Regions from separate parts of the Mus musculus genome. Here region 2 is linked to region 1. Evidence: chromatin loops called from intact Hi-C (ENCODE). Cell type or tissue: heart. All regions are shown on one strand.

What was found. Peaks named below come from ENCODE experiments on the same cell type or tissue, not always from the same donor. Only the 100,000 strongest peaks of a DNase experiment are listed, where the experiment ranks them.
Region 2: it touches region 1 in a loop (9-fold over the local background); 13 of 42 quality-filtered maps call a loop at or near these places.

What each region holds. Positions count from the first base shown.
Region 1 is chr11:100,551,473-100,559,472 of GRCm38, forward strand. It overlaps Ttc25 (tetratricopeptide repeat domain 25), which reads left to right. Exons shown (of 12, transcript NM_028918.3): 5 at 1-164; 6 at 2,018-2,242; 7 at 2,392-2,599. Among named protein-coding and RNA genes, the nearest start is that of Ttc25, 9.9 kb to the left of the region's middle. In heart, a CTCF peak has its summit at 4,289 (motif pointing left); a DNase peak (open chromatin) is centred at 4,289; H3K4me3 peaks cover 527 bases; H3K27ac peaks cover 314 bases.
Region 2 is chr11:100,481,728-100,489,727 of GRCm38, forward strand. It overlaps Acly (ATP citrate lyase), which reads right to left. Exons shown (of 28, transcript NM_134037.3): 20 at 2,873-3,000; 21 at 1,982-2,075; 22 at 418-572; 23 at 1-120. Among named protein-coding and RNA genes, the nearest start is that of Mir7116, 7.2 kb to the left of the region's middle. In heart, a CTCF peak has its summit at 4,588 (motif pointing right); no DNase peak of the experiment used is centred here.

The sequences.
Region 1 (8,000 bases):
TAAGAAAGCCCAACAGAAGCATCTGCCTATAAAGCAACTCTCGTACAGCACCAAGCATGAAATCAAGCGGAAGGGCTCGCTCAAGAGCGAGAAGACCGTGCGGCAGCTGCTCGGGGAGCTGTACGTGGACAAGGAGTATCTGGAGAAGCTCCTTCTGGATGAAGGTCTCAGGCCCGTGGCCGGCAGGGCTGGGGGCAGTGGGTGGGAGCTCAAGGGACAGCCTGTCTTGGAATGCAGCCAACCCAGACCTATAGAAACACAGCGTTCTCACTCGACTGAGGTCCAGGAGGCTAGGCAACAGGCTTCTGCTCATATCTGAACCCAAGAAGTTCACACACAGGGTCCCCACTTTTGTGTGTGTGTGTGGACTTCTTTGTCGACCTCACATCACTGTGATAGAACACTTGAGATAATCAGCCTGTAAGTAGGAACGAACGATGCTGGTCTGGTACCGTGGCTCATATCTTTCATCCCACCAGAGGAGGAGGCAGAGGCAGAGCAGGTGGGTCTCTGTGACTTTAAGGCCAGCCTGGTCCATGTAGCAAGTTCTGAGATAGCCAGGATTATGCAGTGAGACACTGTTTCAAAAAAATTTTTTTTTATTTTGGCTTAAAGTTTCAGAGATTTCATAGGTATTCAGGTAACCCTATTGTTTCAGGGCCTGCTGGTGAGGCAGAACATTGTTTGGGGAGCACCCAGTAGGACAGAGATGGCCAGGAAGTAACAAAAGAGGAAGGGGCAGAGATTCCAGTGCCCCCCACCCCCATTGGAAGGCATGCCCCAGACAGTGTAACTTCCTGACGATAGGCTCCTCCTCCTAAAGATTCTTCCAGCCGGGCGTGGTGGCGCACGCCTTTAATCCCAGCACTTGGGAGGCAGAGGCAGGCGGATTTCTGAGTTCCAGGCCAGCCTGGTCTACAAAGTGAGTTCCAGGACAGCCAGGGCTATACAGAGAAACCCTGTTTCGAAAAACCAAAAAAAAAAAAAAAAAAAAAAACAACAACAAAAAAACCTAAAGATTCTTCCATATTCCAGTAGTACACTGGCTAGGAAGCAAGCCCTAACACATGGGGCCGTTAAGGGAGGGACACTCACGAGGCAAATCACAACCACTGCCGCCGTAGTCTGTACGGTGGGTAAAAGAACCTGACAGATGGGTGCTGGGATCTGAGCGCAGCAGCACTACATGTTCTGAGACATCATCCGGCCCATCCCTCATTTCACAGACAAGGAAATAGAATTCACCGAATGTACAAGGTGGCAAGCAAGGTGGCAAGCAAGTCAGTGGTGGCGTTACCAACAGAATCCAGTCCAACACACTGTGCCGACAGAACCCTCAAACTGAGGCCGCCTACTAAGCTGCCATGGCGGTGTTGCTCTGCCCTGATACACCCGAGCAGGGGGCACCCTGGAAACAAGTACCCTCTCTCCAGAAATGGTTTCCTAAGGTCTCCTGCAGGGTTCTCTGAAGGGTTTTGGCACACCACTTTACTGTTGGCACATCTCCTTGGTAACAAGCCTGAAGGCTTCCTGGTCTCTAGAGGGCCTGCCACGGAGGGCAGGAGTGGCCTGAACATTATCCCAAGTGGCCTTGCGTCATTTCAATTGGCCCTAAGCTCTGGCCACAGAACAGACAGGATGAAGGCACACCCCTACAGCTCCCAGCATGCACCAGTGTACCTGGCACCTGGCTGCTGGACAAGGACTGGCAACATGGACCAATGTTTCCATTCAGACTCGTCTTTATTCCCTGAGGACACAGCTTGAAAGGAGGGACCCTTGAGTATAGGCTTCTCAGAAAGTTGTCCAAAATACCCTTATGGTCCCTCCTCTTTTGCCACAAAAAGGCCTGTCCCAAGAATGTCCCCTGGCTTTCCATCACCACCCACATACTCCTCATTTCCTCACTGCTGGGGCAACTGCAGACAGAGGTCCTCACAGGGCCCTACATCAGGGGTTCCAAGCCTAGAAAGGGTGACTCCCCTCCATGTGTGATCTCCTTGATGCCTCTGCACAGATCTCATCAAAGGCACCATCAAGAGTGGCCTGACCGTGGAGGACCTCATTATGACTGGCATCAACTACCTGGACACCCGCAGCAACTTCTGGAGGCAGCAGAAGCCCATCTATGCCAGGGAGCGAGACCGGAAGCTGATGCAAGAGAAGTGGCTGAGGGACCGGAAACGCAGCCCCTCGCAGACAGCCCACTACATCCTCAAGAGCCTAGAGGACATTGACATGTGTGGGTAGTATTCTCGGGCATGGGGGATGGAGAGAGGCAACATGATAGTCAGAGCCTAGGCCTCTGCTGACTTGTGGATGGAAATTATCTGGGAGGAGTTGGTCCGTCAATATGGAGTTGACCTCCGTGTCAACTCCTTCTCTCCCCAGTGTTGACCAGTGGCAGTGCTGATGGGAGCCTCCAAAAAGCTGAGAAAGTCCTTAAGAAGGTTCTGGAATGGAACCAAGAGGAGGTACCCAACAAGGACGAGCTGGTCGGGAACTTGTACAGCTGCATAGGCAACGCCCAGATTGAGCTGGGGCAGATGGTGGCTGCCTTGCAGAGCCACCGAAAGGACCTGGAGATCGCCAAGGAACAGTGAGTGCCCTGCAGTGGCCAAGGTCCCTAGGCCTCTGAGAGCCTTTGCCAGGGCTGCTCCTAGGTTGTTCCTACTTTCTGTCCCGCAGGGCAGGCCTGAGGGAGAGTCCAGTGGAAGTAGGGGTTGAATACTCAGGACTGAGGGTAGAAAGCAAACCTAGGCTGGTAACTTTTTTTTTCTTTTTCTTTTTAAATCACACACAAGAACATAATGGCTAAAAATCCCAGCGGCCTGGCTCTTGGTGTTTGTTTGTTTGCTTGTTTGTTTGTTAATTTTTGTATCAGGCTCTAGGCCTATCAGTTATTTCTGGCACTAGGAGCATAGCAATGTCCAGATATAGGTTTGGATATCTGGCAAAAAAAAAAAAAAGTGACACAGTCATAGACATTAAGTTGCAATTGTGCTCCTGTTAAAAAAGGAAAAAGTACAGGTGAGGACATCTGGGTGGGAGGTGTGGGTACAGCACACCGGCCTTGTGGGAAGGCCTGAGGCTGGAGGAAGCTTCAGGCTGGAGTGAGACAGAGGCCAAGAGGAAGCTGCACAAAGTCAGGCAAAGCTAAATGAACCATGGGGTGACCCAGGGGATAAGGTCTGGGGTCCGGTAGATCCAACTGGGCTGTGGGATCTCAGGCAAGTTGCTTCCCCACCCAGTCTCAGTGTTTCCACGCAGTAGAGTGTGCTGGACTGTCCCTACCCTGGTGTGGAGGGGAGGGTAGATAGAAAGGTACAGGCTAAGAACTTGAGACCTTAGGGCTGGGAATGTCGCTCAGTGGGTAGGGCAGTTGCCTAGCATGTTCAAGGCCCTGGGCACAGTCAGTTCCAGTTTACAGGCGGACACACACGGAGACATACCATATCATACACATTCATAGACACACATACATCACACACACACAGAGACATGCTATGCACACACACACACACACACACACACACAGACATACTATATCATACATATTCACAGACACACATACATCACACACACACACACACAGACATGACATGCACACACACACATACACACACACACATACCACACACAGAGACATACCATACACACACACTCAGATATACCATACACACGCACAGATACCACACATACACACACACACCACATACCATACAAAGGCCCAGACACACACCACAGAAACAGGCATACCATATACACGCACAGCGACACCACACACACATACAGACACACAAGAGAAAAACAGAAACCCAAGACTGTGCCTGGTATTCATCTAACAGTGATAAGTAGTCTCCCTGAAGTGAGCTGTTCTCAACTGGAAACTCCCTGACAGAGAAATACATCACTTTTAGGGAATCCTGATTTTTTTTTTAATTATTATATATATTGTCTGTGTGTTTATTCGTTGTATGTGTGTGCACACATGGATACCAGAGCATTGCTGTGATGGGAGGAACAGTTGGGATCATTTCTACCACACAGGTCCCGGGATCAAACTTAGGCCATGAGGTTTGGCAGCAAGCGCCTTCACCCACTGAACCATCTCCCTAGCTCCGAGCATCCTGACTCTAAGTCCTCTGGAGTCCTTCTTGGCTACAGTGTCCACTCACCCACAGTTCTGAACTCTTCTCAGGCTCCTGCCAACTTGTATGTTGTTCAGTTTGCAGTGGATTGGTGGCATGCTGTTGCTCTTAATGGCTTCTCTATACTGCCACCAAGTGGGGACCATGCTTTACCACATAAGCCCTCTGGGGAGATACTTCCTATTCAAGCTCTACCACCCACCCACTTTCACTCAGTGCCTCAGCCCTTAGCCGCAACTGCTGCTCTCCTTTCCGTCTGTCGTCCGTCCGTCCGTCCGTCTCTGCCTCTGTATCGCTCTCTCACTGCTCCCACAGATCTTCAAAGCCACACTGCCCTTTGCCGGCGGTCCTTCCCAGCTGATTAACAGGGAAATAATCTAGTATCCAGCATAATACCGCTACCAACACTCCCAGAAATGGGCTCTTCCCAAGACTCAAGGCTTCCCAAGATAACAGGCAATGACTTTCCCGGCCGTAAGCCCTGTTTGCCTGCAGTGCAACTTGCAGCCTTGTGCACATTGGCTCTAGCTCTCTCCTCACTTAGCCACCATGCCCTCAGTGCCACCTGCTCCTGGGCAATGTCTCCTAAGGGCTAAAGAGGGAGACTGAGCCGGGCATGGTGGCGCACGCCTTTAATCCCAGCACTTGGGAGGCAGAGAGAGGCGGATTTCTGAGTCCGAGGCCAGCCTGGTCTACAGAGTGAGTTCCAGGACAGCCAGGGGAACACAGAGAAACCCTGTCTTGAAAAATTATTTAAAAAAAAAAAAAAAAAAAGAGGGAGACTGAGTTATCAGCCATTAGAATGGAGCAGGGGTGGTGGTGGTAGTGGTAGGACAGACCTGGAGTAGGATGCAGACATGACCTTGATTCCTAGCTCTGTCACTCAGAGCTGTGTGGATTTAAGTCGCTCATCCCCCTCGGTTTCCTCACCTGTACTGAAGGCCTAATGATACCACCTGACAGGGGTCATGAAGGTTAGATAAAATGTGCGCACTCTGACTGTCTTAATCACAGCACTTGGGAGGCAAAGGTAGGTGGATCCCTGTGAGTTCTAGGCCAGTCAGGACTACATAGACTCCTGTCTCAAAAAGAAAAAAAAAAAGTATTGATAGCCCGTTGGATGCAACCATCTCCCATAGATTTTTTTTTTACTTCTCTCACAAGCCCTAGCCCTATTTTTTTAAAAAGATGTATTTATTTATTATATGTAAGTACGTACACTTTAGCTGTCTTCAGACACTTTTTCTTCTCGCTCTGGCCCCACTTGCTCCAGCCCCGGTCGCTCTGGCAGCCCAAAGATTGATTGATTTACTGATTGATTTTATGTAAGTACACTGTAGCTGTCTTCAGACACCCCAGAAGAAGAAGACACCACTTCAGATCTCATCAAGGATGGTTGTGAGCCACAATGTGGTTGCTGGGATTTGAACTCAGGACTTTTGGAAGAACAGTCAGTGCTCTTAACCACTGAGCCATCTCTCCAGCCCCCCTAGCCCTATTGTTTAACAAACTCCAAGGCCTTTTTCTTTGAACGTCCTGTAAGCAATCCCACATGAAACCAGTCCCAGTCTGTCCCTTACATCGGTCCCACATATATTGCTCCAGGAGCCCCTGAGCCTTCGACAGCCACTCCTTGGAGGAAACCCAGGAGGCTTTTGGGTACTTCCCTCCCTCTATCCTGCTCATGTCCTGACCACCTGCCCCAGGATTCCTCAGCTGGCTCTCCCACAAAAGGAAAACCCGGTGAAAACCCAGTGGTTGCAGGCTGCTCTCAGCCAACACGGCTTTCTTTGGGCTTCCTTCGGACCTCAGACAGTAAAGAGCTCTGTGCAGGTCATTCCAGCCTGAAGCCATCGAAAGGGTCCCAGCTTCTCGATGCTTTTGGCTCCTTCAGCAAGGTGTCCCTTTCCTCAGAGCTTGCTCTGTCAAGCCACTCCCACTCATTCATCAGACCCTGGACTCAGGGTCTCACTCTAGGAAAGCCTTTGACCCGGAGTGGCAGTAGGAATGGAGGAAAAGGTCCAGAAATCCCACCCTGTTCCTCCCCGGCCACTGGTATCCTATTGGTCCTCTTAGACACTGGGCTTTGGGAAGAGAGTCACTCTCTTGTTACCAGTTCTTGCCACATTAAAAAAAAAAAAAAAAAGAGTGTTGTATCTGGTACAGTATTTAGACAGCCTTACTTCCTTTTTTATTTTTGTGTTTTGAGACAATTTCACTATGGAGCCCCAGGATGGCTTCTAACTCCTGACTCTCCTACCTCTCTCTCCCAGGAGTTAGGATCACAAGCTCAGGCCACTTGGCCTGCCTACTTCCTACCTTTTCAGCATCCGCAAACAGGGCCTTACCTGGAAACTCCAGTCTAAGTGAATTCTACGCACCCCTCCCTCATTCTTTCTGAGACAGGGTTTCTCTGTATAGCCCTGGCCCTGGCTGTCCTGGAACTCACTTTTGTAGACCAGGCTGGCCTTGAACTCAGAAATCTGCCTGCCTCTGCCTCCTGAGTGCTGGGATTAAAGGCATGCGTCACCACCGCTCGGCTCCCTCCCTCATTTTTGTCAGCCACTTAGAGACTAGCCAGTGACTTGTTCAGGAGGTTTCTAGGTACGCATTCCAGTGCTCATCCATTTTTTGGGTGGATGGAGATTTGATTTATGTGCCTTCCTGTCACTGGTAGTTTGCTGTTGTTTTCCTCAAGATAGGATTTCAAGTAGCCCAGGTTGGCTCGAATTCGCTGTGTAGCTGAGGGTGATTGTGAACTCCTTGGCCTTCTGGCTCTACCTCCCTAATAGGTGTGCACCACATGCCAGGTGTGCACCCAGGCGATCGAAAACTCCTTAACTTCCTGGCTGTTGGAATTGTAGATGTGCACCTTCATGCCAGGTTTGTGCAGTGGTTGGGGGACCAAACCCAGGGCCTTGTGTGTCTCCACAGTCCTTGCATTATGAACGTTTCTGATGGTAGAGCTGGAACCTAGGCCTCAGGCATGCTCGGCAAGTGCTCTAACACTGATCCACATATTCAGCCTTCATTTTCTGTCTTTTGTTTTTAAACAAGATCTCACTAAGTAGCGCTGGCTTGCCTGGAACTCACTGTATAGACCAATCTGGCTTCAAACTCACCAAAATCCATCTGCATCTGCCTCTGGAGTTGGAGGATTAAAGGCATAAGGGTGTATACCACCACTCTTGGCACCTCCCTTATTAATATTATGAATAAATTAAGAAGCCACAGGATTTACCTGTCACACCACAGGAGATTACTCACTCTCGCTTTTTAACTTTTTAATAGTGTCAGGAATCCAACCCAGGGACTCCAGTACGCTAGGCAGGCTCTACCACTGGGCCATCCGCCCTAACCCCAGGGGAGCCCTCTCTGCAAGGGAAAACCTATCTGAGGCAGCCCATGAGGGCAGCTATTGAAAACCAAGGCTGAGGACCCACAGAGACACAGGCAGGGACACTGCCAGAGAGGGGATGCTGGACAGGAGGCTTGGACTGGGCATGAGGAGAGCAAGGATCCTCCTTGGCAGAGAGACATGGGCACCTGGAGGGTCTGGAGATTTTATGCTGGTCTAGGGACCAGGGCTATGGGCAGCTGACGCCCTATAAGGGAGTTTGGCTTTATAGAAAGTTCTGCCATGCTGGGTTTGATTTAAAACTGTGTGGAAGTCTCTCACCCCACCTCCTTCCCATCTCCCTGGGACCTCACTGGAGTATGCTCCTGTTTATGACATACTCACGTACTTAGACACATACAGAGGATTTTCAAAACAAGAACTCATTTCAAGGTTTTTAAATGAATAAAAGAGACCTGATAGTCTCCTGTGCCAGGGGAATCTTACAGAAA
Region 2 (8,000 bases), 70 kb before region 1:
ACCAGGTCCTTCCCAGCCCGAGCACAGATGATGGTGTTATGGGCTCCAGAGACAGCTGGCCCGTGATCAGCTGTGACCATCAGACACATCTCAATGAACTGGCAGGAATACTTGGGCAACCTAAAGGAGGGCACACAGAGGCGCAGAGTTGGAACGAGATCCAGGAGCTACAATGACAAGGACACACTTTCCTCCGTAGCCTGATACTACCACCACCAATCCCAAGCCAAACCCTTCTTGATTCCTGTGCAAGGCTGCAGTTATTAAACGCCGTAGAGCATGTTACTAACCACCAAGCCATCTTTCCAGCCCATAAAAGGTTTCTGAATGTGCAACAATCAAAAGCTAACTCAAAATAAAATTGTAGTGAATCTGCCCTAAGCCCAGTGCCCTATCACCCCTGCCCATGTGTCTCACCTTCTCTGGAACCAGAGGAGGCCGAGGACACCACCGATGCCCATCTCCTCCTTGAAGACCTCGGTGATGGGCATGCCCGCATAAATGAGCTCCTGCCCTCGCTCATCACAGATGCTGGTCATGAATGAGGCAGGTTTTCGGATCAAACCCAGCTCCTAAGCAGACATGAGGACAGAAGGTTATGGTGGCCAGCAGAGGGCTTTTTTTTTTTTCCCCAAGACAGAAAGCTGTGTGTGCTCTCAGGAATGCCTTGGCCGCTCTGATGGCCAAGCAGTAAGTACCCAGACAAACTCTTTTCAAGAAGTAGAGGCTAGCAAGGCATAGAGGTGCACACCTTTTATCCTAACACTGAGAGACAGGGGCAGGCGATCACTGAGTCCGAGGACAGCCAGGGTTACATAGAGAAATCAGACCAAACAACAACAACAACAACAACAACAACAAAAGAGAAAAAAAGGAAAAGGAAAAGGAAAAAGAAAAGAAAAAGAAAAAAAAAAAAAAGAGGTGGAGGCCCAGGGCAGTAGACACACCAAGTTTGAGGACCACCAAGACTATTTAGCAAGCCTGCCATAGTGTGCCTTTTACTTAGTGGATCTGACTCTATTAATGTCTGTCCATGTACAATTTAGTTAATTCCTTTTAACTGCTTGATGGCACCTCATAATTATCTTCTGATAATCTCCTGTGATAAACACTAACTAAACAAAAATTTTAAATATATTCCTTTGTAAGTTCTAGGTAAGCATTCCTTAGAAGCAGCTTTCTAAGCCGGACAGTGTGGCACTTGTCTTTAATTCCAGCACTCAGAAGGCCAAGGCAGGTGGATCTCTGTGAGTTCAAGGTCAGCCTGATCTACAGAGTGAGTTCCAGGACAGCTAGGGCTACACAGAGAATCCCTGTTTTGGAAAACCCAAAAAAAGGAAGAAGGAAGAAGAAAGGACAGAGGAGAGAAGGAAGAAGAAGGAGAAGGAAGAGGGAGAAAGGAAGAAGGAAGAAGAAAAGGAAGAGGAGGAGGAGGAAGAGGAAGAGAAAGAATAAGTAATATGACCATGAACTTCTGATCTTCCTGCCTCTACTTCCCTAGTGCTGACTGTCAGCCCCTAAAAGCTGGCTCCTTCCAACATCAGATGTGGGCTGTGTTGCCCATTCTGTCACCTGACCTAAAAATAAAACCAGGGACAGTTCTAGTATACAGTGGATGGGACCCAGAGTTAATCAGAGAGGTTTCTAAGTAGTTGGAAGGGGCCTCATATCCAGGAGGTCAAACCACCTTAAGATTCACCAATCTAGCCAGGTGTGATGGCACACACCCTTAATCCTGGCCCTTGGGAGGATCTCTGAGTTTGAGGCCAGCCCAGTCTAGTAAGTTCTAGGACAGCCAGGGCTACCTGTAAGAATACCAACTAAGAGCTAGGCATGGGAACAGAAGCACTCCAGCAGCAGAGGCAGACAATCTCTGCATTTTATACATAGCAAGTTTTAGGACTGTAGAAAGTATGTTTTCAAGACAAACTAATGAAACCCCCAAATCCACCTTCACCCTCCAGATACCCATGACACTTACTCTGGCCCAAGAGTAGTCCATGGGCACTGTTGGAGGTGGCACTTCCTGGGCAGGTACAATGGCTCCTTTGGCCACCAGATCTTCATACACAGACCTGGGAGGGAAGGAGAGACAGGAGACACTATGGTTTCTATAGACATTTTTTTCTAGGCTTTATCCCAAACACTGTAGGCATCTTGGGCCGACAGTGCCCTACTCCTACCAACTGGATCCCAAGAACTAAATGAAAACAAACTATGGCCCAGGATGTCCTGACCCCGACCCCTTTAGCTCCCCTTCACTGGATGAGGCCTCATGGGAAGCTGGATGTGAGAACCACGGGAAGAGACGAGAACAGCCAAGGCAGATTCAGGAGGTAGAAATAGAAAAAAATAAATGTCCAATAACTCTATCAGCCAGAAGTGATACACGATACTCCAGATGACACTGTTTGCTTGTTTGTTTGTTTGTTTGTTTCTTGAGACAGGGTTTCTCTGTGTGCTCCTGGCTATCCTGGAACTCACTCTGTAGACCAGGCTGGCCTGGAACTCACACAGATCCTCCTGTCTTTGCTTCCCAAGTGCTAGGATTAAAGGCGTGCGCCAAAAGTGCCTGACACTTTCTAAACACACCCAAGCCCATGTCTCTTTAACGGCCACCAACACCAACCAAGCCTGTGGCCTCAGAAACCAAACAAGGTTTAACACCAGCCTCATTGGCCTTGACCTGATACTTTTACAACTAAAATAAAACAGAAGCCAGGAAAAAGATGGTTTTCCCTGTAGTGCATTAGAGCAAATGAACAGCTAGGAGTATCCAGAGTCCCCCCACCACCACCACCGTGTTATGGGGGCTGCTGTCCTCAGGAGGGATCAGGAAAGATGGGGGGACCACATCCTGCCCACTCCTTACTGAATGATTTCTCCAAGCTCATCGAAGCTTCGGGGCACAAACACTCCTGCTTCCTTCAAGGCCTGGTTCTTGGCTACTGCAGTTTCAGAAGCCTGGTTGGCACAAGCTCCAGCATGGCCAAACTGGACCTGGAAAGCAAAGAACAGCAACTTTACTAGGCTGGTCAGTTCTCCAGGAAAGAGAAGAAACCCTGGGAAACATTAGTACTGACCACAGGCTGGCCTGTGCCCAAGGCTTCACATGTGTTCCTTCATCTAAGCCTTTGTATGCTAACTAAATAGGTAGGAGAGGCAACTCCCCTATCACAGATGTGGCACCTGAGGTGGGAGAAGTTAACTTCTCCAAGATGACATACATAGTGTACAGTAAGGTGAGATTCAGAGCTGTCAATCCAACTTCAAGATCACGCTCTTCTCATGAGCCACGTTTGCTATCCCTGTGGCCAGTGTAAGAGGGATGGAAGGAAGGTTAGCTCTCAGCAACAAGCAAAGGGTAGAGTTAGTTATGCCTAGAAGCTCAAGAGAGTTCATATGAAAGCAAAAATCTCAAGCTGTTCAAAAAGTCATCGTTTAGCTGGGCGGTGGTGGCACACGCCTTTAATCCCAGCACTTGGGAGGCAGAGGCAGGTGGATCTCTGAATTCGAGGCCAGTCTGGTCTACAGAGTGAGTTCCAAGACAGCCAGGGCTACACAGAGAAACCCTGTCTTGAAAAACCAAAAACCAAACAAAATGTCAGCGTCATCACTAGGCTTACATCTCTATAGCAACAACTAGCAACTGCTTCTTCATTCTGACCATGGGCTGGAATAAGGTGTATACCCAATGAAACAGGAACATGGAGGAAGAGAAAAAACCCATCAAATACTTTACCAGGGGTGGTGAGATGGCTCAGTGGCAAAAAGTGCCTGCCACCAAGCAAGACAACTGTGGAAAGGACAGACTCCTACATATTGTCCTCTGACCCTCAATGTATCACAAGTATGCACACTCCCACTCTAAATATAGTAAAAAAAAAATTTAAAGAGTTAGGTGGGAGTCAAGCAGTTGGGAAAATAAATGAATTGACCTCTGACTTAGGATGGGACCCAGCAAGCAATCGTACTAGCATCTCATCTGAGTAACCAGTGCTTCCCACCACCAAGCGCTAAGAGCTCCACTCACAGGATGCTTTGTCTGCTGCCTACTCATGTTTCCTCAAGGACTGAGTGACTGCCCACCAACCACAAGGTAGTATGTGGAAGCAGTTGAACCTGGACGATTTTGGTCCCAGCCCGCGGTATTGCAGATTTAAATGAACAAAGGAGAATCCGTAACATGCTTTGTAGAAAAGTTAATAATTATTTTTCTGCGCTCAGAAACTCGCTCTGCGAAGCTCAGCAGATATTTCATAGTGGATCCCTTCTGCTAAGCTGCTCAGGCTGACCTCTGAATTCCTGGCCCCAAGCAATTCTCCTGCCTCAGCAACATGTGTAGGTCATCATACCTGACCAAACAAAACTTTAAACTCTGGGATTTCTCAATAATAGCATTTTCCTGACTTAAAGCAGCCCTGTTTCTCTGGTGGGCTGGGTGATTGCCTTGAGGGCCTGTGTTCTGAGACCCACACTTGCAAAAGTGCCACTTTATAAGGCCTATCTTGAATTCTCCACTTTTTAAATGTATCTGACTATTTGAACCTTTATGTATACATATGCACAATGTGTATATAGTGGCCAGAAGAGGGCAGCATGTCCCCTGAAATGAGCTACGGAGGACTAAGTATGCTGTCCTGTAGGGAGGTATTGGGAATTGAACCTGGGCCATCTGGAAGAACAGCCAGTGTTATCTCTGCAGACCCAGTTTCCATCTCTCAACTATTCCCTCAGTAGCTGCCTTCAGTGTGCCATTAGGGGCTTTCTCACTCTTCTCTCTCTGAAATTAAGAGAGTGACCTGCTCAAGGATTCAAGATCAACTGCTACCCAGACAGCTACTATACTAGCTGATAATCCTTGAGCGTCATACAACAATCTGAATTACTTTTAAGCTGGGTTGGTGATGCACACCTTCAGTCCCAGCACTCGGAGGCAGGTGGATCTATGAATTAGGGCCAGCCTGGTCTATAGAGTACCTGGATAGTCAGAGCTACACAGAGAAACTGACTTGAAAACAACAACAAAAGTAAAAATAAACAAATAAATAAACTCAAGTCTTAAAAAAAAAAAATTACCTCAAAAATGTAACACATTTCAATGTCCTGTGCTCCCCATGAATAATGGGTAGTGTCAGCAAGATCCAAAAATGGAGGTGCTGACCCCTTAGAGGAATCCTTGGCATGGTTGGGTAGGAAGACAGAAGGAAAAGCAGGCACAGAAAGAGTGGAGGAGTGTTGGGGCGACCTTCCCATTCATCGGATGAAGGTGTGTCCCTGTATTTCCAAATGTTGACTGCTGGGCAGAGACAGAGCTAAGTGCTAGCAAGACTTTGGTATTGTCTTTCTATCACCTGCCTAAAAGAGTCAGGCAGCTCTCAGTGCCCGAAGCGACAAGGAGATGGATCAGTTGTTGTCTTGCTGCTGATGAGCTCAGACTAAAACGTGGCATTTTGTAAAATAAAGAGCTGATGGCCCAGAGCTGGAGCAAGAAGTGTGGGGCAGGATTCTGGTTGGACACAGACAGGACACGCACACAGACACACAGACAGAGAGACAAAGACAGAGAAATAGAGACAGAGACAGACAGACAGACAGACACATACACACTCGAGACAGAATGGAGGTGTAAGCAGGCAGTGAGACCCACACAGGGACACAGAATGGCAGATGCCAGGTTAAGTTAGCTAGCTGAGAGACTGCCCCAGTGTGATGGTTTGTATATACTAGGCCCAGGGAGTGGCACTATTAGAAGGTGTGCCCTTGTTGGAGTAGGTATGACACTGTGGGTGTGGGCTTTAAGACCCTTATCCTAGCTGCCTGGAAGTCAGTCTTCCTCTAGCAGCCTTAAAGTGAAGATGTAGAACTCTCAGTTCCTCCTGCACCATGCCTGCCACCATGTTCCTACCTTGATGATAATGGACTGAACTTCTGAATCTGTAAGTCAGCCCCAATTAAATGTTGCCCTTTATAAGACTTGCCTTGGTCATGGTGTCTGCTCACAGCAGTAAAATCCTAACGAAGACAAAAGTTGGTATCAGGGGTATTGCTGTGATAGGCCTGACCATGCTTTTGTTTGGAAGAAGGTGGATTTTGGGACTTTGGATTTGGAAAAGCCGTGTAATGCTTTAAATGGAGCTTAATGGGCTATCCTAGTAGGAATGTGGAAACTTTGTTACTGAGAGTGGTTTGAATTGTGTGGCCCTGGTCCAAGAGGTTTCAGTGAAGAATTTCAGTACATGGCATAAAGACTGTTTTTGTGGTATTTTGGTGAAAAAAATTTGTGGCTATCTTTTGCCCTTGTCTGAAGAGTCTGCCTGAGGCTAAGGTGAAAAGACTCAGATTAATTGCACTGACAAAGGATATCTCAGGAAAGTCCATCATAGACTTTGTTCTCTGGTTAAGTCTCATGAAGAACATTTTAAACAAGCACAGCAAGCTGAGAAAGGAAAAATATAAAATATATGGTTCCAGTATTATAGGGGCACCAGGAGGTGAAACGGAGCCGAATCCTGTGTTCCAGGATATTAAATTGAATTAAGGGACCTTGGGGAAGACCCCACCCAGCTAAATTTAGGTCCAGATGTGGTAGTACAAGCCTTTAATCCCAAGAGGCAAAGACAAGCAGATCTCTGAGTTCAAAGCCAGCTAGAACAGAGCAAGATCTAGGTGAAGAAAAACTTAAATCCAGGCTTGGTGGACCACACCTTTAATCTCAGTGTTTAGGAGACAGGCATGCAGATATCTGAGTTCAAAGTCATTCTAAGGAGCAAGTTCCAGGACAGCCAAGCTTACACAGTGATGGAGCTAGAAAACAGAAAGCTAGTGATAATGTAGTAGATCAAGGGAGCCATGTTCCAGCCCCAGCAAACAGCTTTGATCATGTGGCTCTAGCTTTAGAGTCCAGAATAGAAGGGACTACTGGGACAATTGATACTGGTTAGCTGGAGCTAAGAAATTAGTGGTGATTAAAAAGAGACCAGCATCACTGAGGTAAAATCTTCTGGGAAGTGTTTTCTTTTTTTTTGTTTTGTTTTTTGTTTTTTCGAGACAGGGTTTTTCTGTATAGATAGCCCTGGCTGTCCTGGAACTCACTTTGTAGACCAGGCTGACCTCGGACTCAGAAATCCACCTGCCTCTGCCTCCCAAGTGCTGGGATTAAAGGCGTGCGCCACCACGCCTGGCGGGGAAGTGTTTTCTGAGAGCACAAAGAAGCTGTGTTCCAGAGACAGCCAAGGTTGTGTGTACCTCATGCAGCTTGCACTTGATAACGTGAGTCACCCAGGTGGTACGGGTTTTGAAGGCACAAAGGGGTCATGAAGCAGCTGAGGCTTGGCACTGTGAGAGGCCAGAGAAGGCTACTGGTGAAGGTGCAGCCTCAGTTGCAGTTGATAGCCCAGGTCTAAAAGGGTCATACAAAGAAGTTGAGGCCTGACACCAGGAAGGGAGACTATGAGAGGTTATTGGTGAAGCCTAGTTGCAGCAGAAGACAACAGTGTATTGGAGACGCCAGTACCATGGGATGATCACTAAGAACAGCATCAGCAGTAGAGTTACTCTACTTGAGCTTACAGTGCTAAAAAGGGCAGAGCTAGAGAAGTGACAACAGCCCGTTGGAGAAGCCCAGAAGATCATGTGTATCCCAGACACTGGAACAAGAAGCTGTAACACTGAAGTTGCCTTGGTAACTTCAAGGTGTTCGAGATGCCAGAGCAGTGGAATACCTGCAGAGGAAAGCTGCTAACAGGGAGTGAAACCAGACCAGGACAAAGAAGTTTGTTGCAGTCAACAAAGATAAAAAAGGAGTAGGAGATCTGAAGACCACTTTGACATCAGAACTAGAGATGCAGAGTATTGAGTTTGCCCAGCTGGTTTCCTGTCTTGCTTTGGGAATTACAGTTAAGTGACTGGATAAATCTCAGAAAAGACTTTGAACTTTTAACACTGTTGAGACTGCTATAGCCAGGGAGTAGTGGCACACACCTTTAATCCCAGCACTT